2 separate regions of the Homo sapiens genome follow, and region 2 is linked to region 1. The links are chromatin loops, found by intact Hi-C in ENCODE. Cell type or tissue: PC-3. All regions are shown on one strand. Links, peaks and the distances in the headings refer to the core of each region. The heading gives the core; the rest is flanking DNA. Region 1 overlaps PRTFDC1 (phosphoribosyl transferase domain containing 1). Region 2 overlaps PRTFDC1 (phosphoribosyl transferase domain containing 1).

Evidence for each region. Hi-C counts contacts between places; a loop is a spot of excess contacts. Peaks named below come from ENCODE experiments on the same cell type or tissue, not always from the same donor. Only the 100,000 strongest peaks of a DNase experiment are listed, where the experiment ranks them.
Region 2: it touches region 1 in a loop (3-fold over the local background); 10 of 110 quality-filtered maps call a loop at or near these places.

What each region holds. Positions count from the first base shown.
Region 1 is chr10:24,868,418-24,871,333 of GRCh38, forward strand. The region is part of intron 4 of PRTFDC1 (phosphoribosyl transferase domain containing 1); the gene reads right to left. Among named protein-coding and RNA genes, the nearest start is that of PRTFDC1, 83 kb to the right of the region's middle. In PC-3, for the core only: no CTCF peak of the experiment used is centred there; a DNase peak (open chromatin) is centred at 1,124; H3K27ac peaks cover 1,414 bases.
Region 2 is chr10:24,943,280-24,946,195 of GRCh38, forward strand. All of the region lies in intron 1 of PRTFDC1 (phosphoribosyl transferase domain containing 1), which reads right to left. Among named protein-coding and RNA genes, the nearest start is that of PRTFDC1, 7.9 kb to the right of the region's middle. In PC-3, for the core only: CTCF peaks have their summits at 1,852 and 2,051; a DNase peak (open chromatin) is centred at 1,812; H3K27ac peaks cover 1,251 bases.

The DNA of each region.
Region 1 (2,916 bases), core at 149-2,648:
AATTCCTGGCAGAGTAATAACATGATGATAAATGTACTTTAAATGTAAGTTTACTGAATGACTGACAAATTGTATTATCACTACAGGAGAAAGGAGAAGTCACTGCAGTCTCAACCTCCTGAGCCCAAGTGATCACCCACCTTAGCCTCCTGAGTAGCTGAGTCTACAGGTGTGCACCACCATTTTAAATTATTAAATAAATTAAATTTTAAATTTCTTTTGTAGAGACACAGTCTCACTATGTTGCCCAGGCTGGTCTCAAACTCCTGGCCTCAACAATCCTTTCATCCACTGCAGATATTTATTGCAGTTTCAGACTTTCTTCTACACCCATTAAAACAAGTACCCACTAACTGTTGGGTGCCTTTTCCTTTTACATTTTTTTTTTTTTCCAGCTAGTGTATATTCTGCATGATGGGAAGATTTTGGAGAGCCTCTAAAACTTATTTCTAAAATCTTGCCAATCCTTATTTTTTAAATTTTATTTTTTCGTTGATACACAATGTTTTATGTATTTACGGAGTACATGAGTGTTTGTTACATGCATGGAATGCGTAATGAGCAGGTCAGGGTATTTGGGGTAGCCATTGCCTTGACTGTCTATTATTGCTATGTGTTGGGAACATTTCAAGTCTTCTAGCTACTTTGAAATATACAACACATTGCTGTTAACCATCGTCGCTCTACATTGCCATTGAATAGTGGGGCTTATTTGTTCTATCTAACTTAATTGATAACCTTTCACGGAGAGGCTGAATGAAGAATGAGTGAACAGCGTGGGTCATATGAAGGCCTTTATCTTTTTTTTTTTTAACCTTACTCATATCTTGTATTTTATTTCTTATGAAAATGGCTACCCAAAGAAGTCATTGTAGCAGCCTACTATCCTAAGGCAGCAACTATAATGTAAATGCTAACAAACTCACTCCATAAGACCAAAAACCCTTCCCCAGGGCTGTAATGGGCATTTAAGTTTCCCAAACCCAGTGACAACTAATGATTTTTATTACCTATCAAATGGAAACAAATGGATTTTAATAGTTCCCCTACAGCTGAAAAACTCCACAAACAATACATTGCCTCTACCTACATGATCCGTTGACTCATGCCAGAAATAGCTTCTAAAACATTTACAACTGTGATGCTCAAACTGGGCTCTGGCTACTTCTGGTGGTTATTTGGTGTTATGCCAAGGCATATTGGAAGGCCTTTATCTTTTTTAAGGAAAAGGAAATTTTAAAAGCTAAGTGAAATTTTTTTCACTGTTCCACCTCAGCTGTGTTGCATTCACTTCCTCAGTCCCCGTTGAATCTCCTATGAGGAAGCCTTTCTGCCTCAACAAAGAGGGTGCTCCTCCCTCACTCAGCACCTTTCTCTCCACCTCTCAACTAACCAGCTGGTGGGTGTGTCCTTGGGTGTGACCATGTGGGCTTATTTACCATTTCCCTCTGCCCTGTCCTCTCTTACCCCAAACTAATCAAAGACTTCTTTCTAATTTCTATATAAGAGGACCATCCACTTGTTCAGTCACCAAATATTTATTCCAATTTGTTATGGACCAGGTATGGTCTCTGCCCACTTCATGCTGACTTCCTGGTTGGGGAGACAGGCAAATAAAAAATAAGCCCTAAGGTAAACATTGCAACTTGTGGAAAGGGCTCTAGTGGAAACAAGGTATGGATATACAGATTATTATTATTATTTTTTTAAGGGACAGAGTCTTGTTCTGTCGCCCAGGCTGGAGTGCACTGGTGCCATCATAGCTCACTGCAGCCTTAACTCTTGAGCTTAAGTGATCCTCTTCCTCAGCCTCCCAAGTAGCTGGGATTACAGGTGTGCACCACCATGCCTGGCTAATTTTCGTATTTTTAGTAGAGACAGGGTTTTGCTATGTTGGCCTGGCAGGTCTCCAACTTCCGACCTCAAATGATCTGCCCATCTCGGCCTCTGAAAGTGCTGGGATTGCAGGCATGAGCCACCATGCCCAGCCGTCTATGTGCAAATTTCTTCTTGGCATTCATTTGGGAATTTTAGAGTTGTCACTTTGACAGACTCCATAGCAAAAGCACAAGGTAAACTATTTCTTTTGTGTAATAAACCTGTAAGGCAGTGTCCTACAATAAAATGCTAAAATGACGTATTAGCTAAAGACCACTCCAGGGTCGTTAAAACTTATGAATTTCTGGAAATTACTTTGAGTATTTTAGCTTTCTAGGATGTTGTTTTATGCACCAATGTAACAGTAACATCAAATGGTGGCTTAGTGATGCATTAACAGCAACAAGTTAATTCTGATTTTTATGGAACACAATTTACTGCTAGATAGCCATTTAACACATAGATCTACTATGCTGTCTTCAGAGTAGAGGGAAGTGCACTGTTTTGTAGTCAGAGTCCTTGTGGCTCCACTTTGGGCAGCCGAAACAGGTGGATCACTTGAGGTCAGGAGTTTGAGACCCGCCTGGCCAACATGGTGAAACCCCGTCTCTACTAAAAATACAAAAATTACCCGGGCATGGTGGCAGGTGCCTGTAATCCCAGCTACTTGGGAGGCTGAGGCAGGGGAATCATTTGAAACCAGGAGGTGGAGGTTGCAGTGAGCTGAGATCACGCCAGTGCACTCCAACCTGGGGACAGAGCAAGACTCTGTCTAAAAAAAAAAAAAAAAAAAAAGTCCTTGTGGCTCTATAGCCATCCTATGATTATTACACATATTTTTATGAAATGTGGCTGCTATTTTTTTCCCTACCCGGGCATTGCATAACGATAACAAGCACAAGTATGAGAGATTAAGCTTGTGTAATAGACTAATCCATTTAACTTAGAAAGCCAAGCAGTTCAGGGATAAGGAATACAAGCTAGGTCAGTACGGCTGAACAAAAACAAATTCCGGATTGCTTTTATTCACAGCAAATG
Region 2 (2,916 bases), core at 315-2,814, 75 kb after region 1:
TGTACTATGTTAGACACTTAAACCGTCCTATTAGAAACTGATGATCCAGAAAATTGGCCTATTCACATAGTGGATGGACTGATAGTAAGTCTCCCTCTCGCTTAGGACTTGATGTGCTAGTTTTACGGTTAGAATAGTAAAGAGGTGGGGGAGAAATGGAAGGTGAAGGTGGAGTTACTTTTACTTTTGGAACATCAAGAAAAGATGTAACAATGAAGTGTTACACACTCAGATCATACTCTAGCTGTATTCCAGTTTCCCATTCTTTTTTTTTTTTTTTTCTCTCTCTGAGACAGGGTCCCGCACTGTCACCCAGTCTGGAGTGCAGTGGTGCGATCTCTGCTCACTGCAACCCTGCCTCCCAGGTTCAACTGATTGTCCAGCCTCAGTCCCCTGAGTAGCTGGGACCACAGGTGTGTGCCACCATGCCCAGCTAATTTTTATGTGTTTTTTGTAGAGATGGGGTTTTGCCACGTTGCCCAGGCTGGTCTTGAGCTCATGGACTCAAGCCATCCGCCTGCCTTAGCCTCCCAAAGTGCTGGGATTACACGCATTAGCCAGCACAACTGGCCTCAGTTTCCCATTCTTTACTCACTCCTGCACACTTTGACTCCTCTGTCCAGCTTTGAGCTTCTGAGGCCTTTCACAATGCAGACCCACCCTAATTTTCCAGCACAACTCCCTACACCTTTGCTTCCTGCCTTCAGAATGGTTTGCAGTCAAGTCAGGATCCTTCCCAGCTCTGGGTTTCATTCATTCATTTGCCGTGCACCCCTTCATCCTCTCTCCCCCTTTCCTCCTCTACCTCTGTATTCCGAACTCAGAAGCCCAGGTCACACCCCACTTCTTCCTGGAGGCCTTGCTGACTGCCCCCGGCCTCTGATCTTCTTTCCCAAATTCCTGGTGCCCCTTGTAGCTCTCTGTCTTACCCAAGGCTCCCATGCAGGATCCTTGAGAAGGCTCCTGTCCCTTGGAATTGTCACTGACTCCTTTCTTTCATCGCCCTCAGGCAACACAGCAGAAAACTATCTTCAACTCCCTCGAAATTTATCCAGGACTACCTCTCGGCACCTCCACTGCTATTCCCCCACCCCCAGGCCAGTCCATTGCCACCATGATTTCTCCCAGGACTGTCCCAGGAGCCACTACACTTGCCTCCCTGCTTCCACTTTGCAGCCCCTCCACATGGAAGCGGGCATGCTCCTTTAAAAATGCACATCACAGCCAGGTACAGTGGCTCATGCCTGTAATCCCAGCACTTGAGAGGCTGAGGCGGGAAGACCTCTTGAGGCGAGGAGTTAGAGATCAGCCTGAGCAACACAGCAAGATCCTGTTTCTGCAAAAAATTAAAAAATTAGCCAGGCAAGGTGGTGTCTGCCTGTAGTCCGAGCTACTCAGTAGGCCAAGGTAGGAGGATCACTTGAGCCCGGGAGTTCGAGGCTGCAGTGAGCTATGACTGTGCCACTGCACTTCGGCCTGGGTGACAGAGCAAGACCTTGTCTCTCGAAAAATAAAAATAAAAAACAAAGGACATCCTATCATGGCAGCCTTCTGCTTAGATTTTTTTCAAGGGCTTATCACTTTACTCCAAGTAAAGACCAGAGTCCTCACTGTGGCTCACCAGGGATTACCTTGTCTGACTCATTCCTGGCACTCTTCCTCTTCCCTCTGCTTCAGCAGCTGCTCTCTTTCAAGTCCTCCGATCTGCCAATCACACCCCTGCCTCCTGAGCTTTGCACTGGCGCCTCCTCTTGCCTGCAACACTCTTCCTCCAGATTTCCACATGGCTGTCCTCTACTTCTTTCAAGTCTCCATTCAATGTCACCTCTGCAAAGACGCCTTCCCTGACCTTCATAGCCTGTTTTACCACTGGATGATGTGTGTGTGCATGGGTGTGTTCTGTCAGAACATGAGCTCCTTCTGGCGGAGACTTTTTCTGATTCATTGTTGAATCCCTCAGTGCCCAGAATGCTGATCTGGAATATGGTATAGTGCTCAAAAATGTTAAATGAATGAATGGATGACACAGTCTCCATCTTCCGGCTACCTGAAAACCTGAACTCCAACCTGAATTCTCAGTTTGTCTCCTTGTGATAAAGAGCACCACTGTTCAAGGTTCTGGAGATTCCAATGTGTCATATCCATTGGCTGACTGATGGCCACATGGTGTATATCATCTATGTTATTTTTTAAGAGACAGAATCTCCCTCTGTTGCCTAGGCTTGAGTGGAGTACCACAATCATAGCTCACTGCAGCCTCGAACTTTTAGGCTCAAGCGATCCTCCCACCTCAGCCTCCCAAGTAGCTGGAGATAAGGAGTGGACAACCACGCTCAGCTTATTTTCTTAATTTCTTTTGTAGAGACGAGGTCTGGCTATGTTGCCCAGGCTGGTCTCAAACTCCTGGCCTGAAGGGATCCTCCCACCTTGGCCTCCCAAAACACTGGGATTATAAGTGTGAGCCATCATGCCTGGTCAATCTGCATATTTGATTTGAAAAGTGTCTCGTTTGCTCTCCCTCTACCATCAAACTGGCCGGTGGGACTGCTGGATTTGCACCAAGCTCCTCTGGCTGCCACCCTGAGAACTCCTTGTACCTGCTATAACCTCTAACACTACAGCAGCTGGCCAGAGTCTAGACTACCAGCTGTACATGAGGAGATTCTAGGAGAGCCTCTGGCAGGCCACAGTAAAGACCAGACCAGGAGAACCCTGACTGGCCCCAGGCCCCAGGGGGATCATCCAGGTGTACAGCACTTTCTGGATCACCTTCCAGACCACATGTACTATCTACCCCACTTTCTGGAGCTCCTCCACCAGTGGCACCATTAACTAGTGGTCTTCTGAATCCATTCCTCCAACCACATCAATCCTTTACTGCCCCCGTTCTGGTTGAATCTTGGAGCATACTCTCCA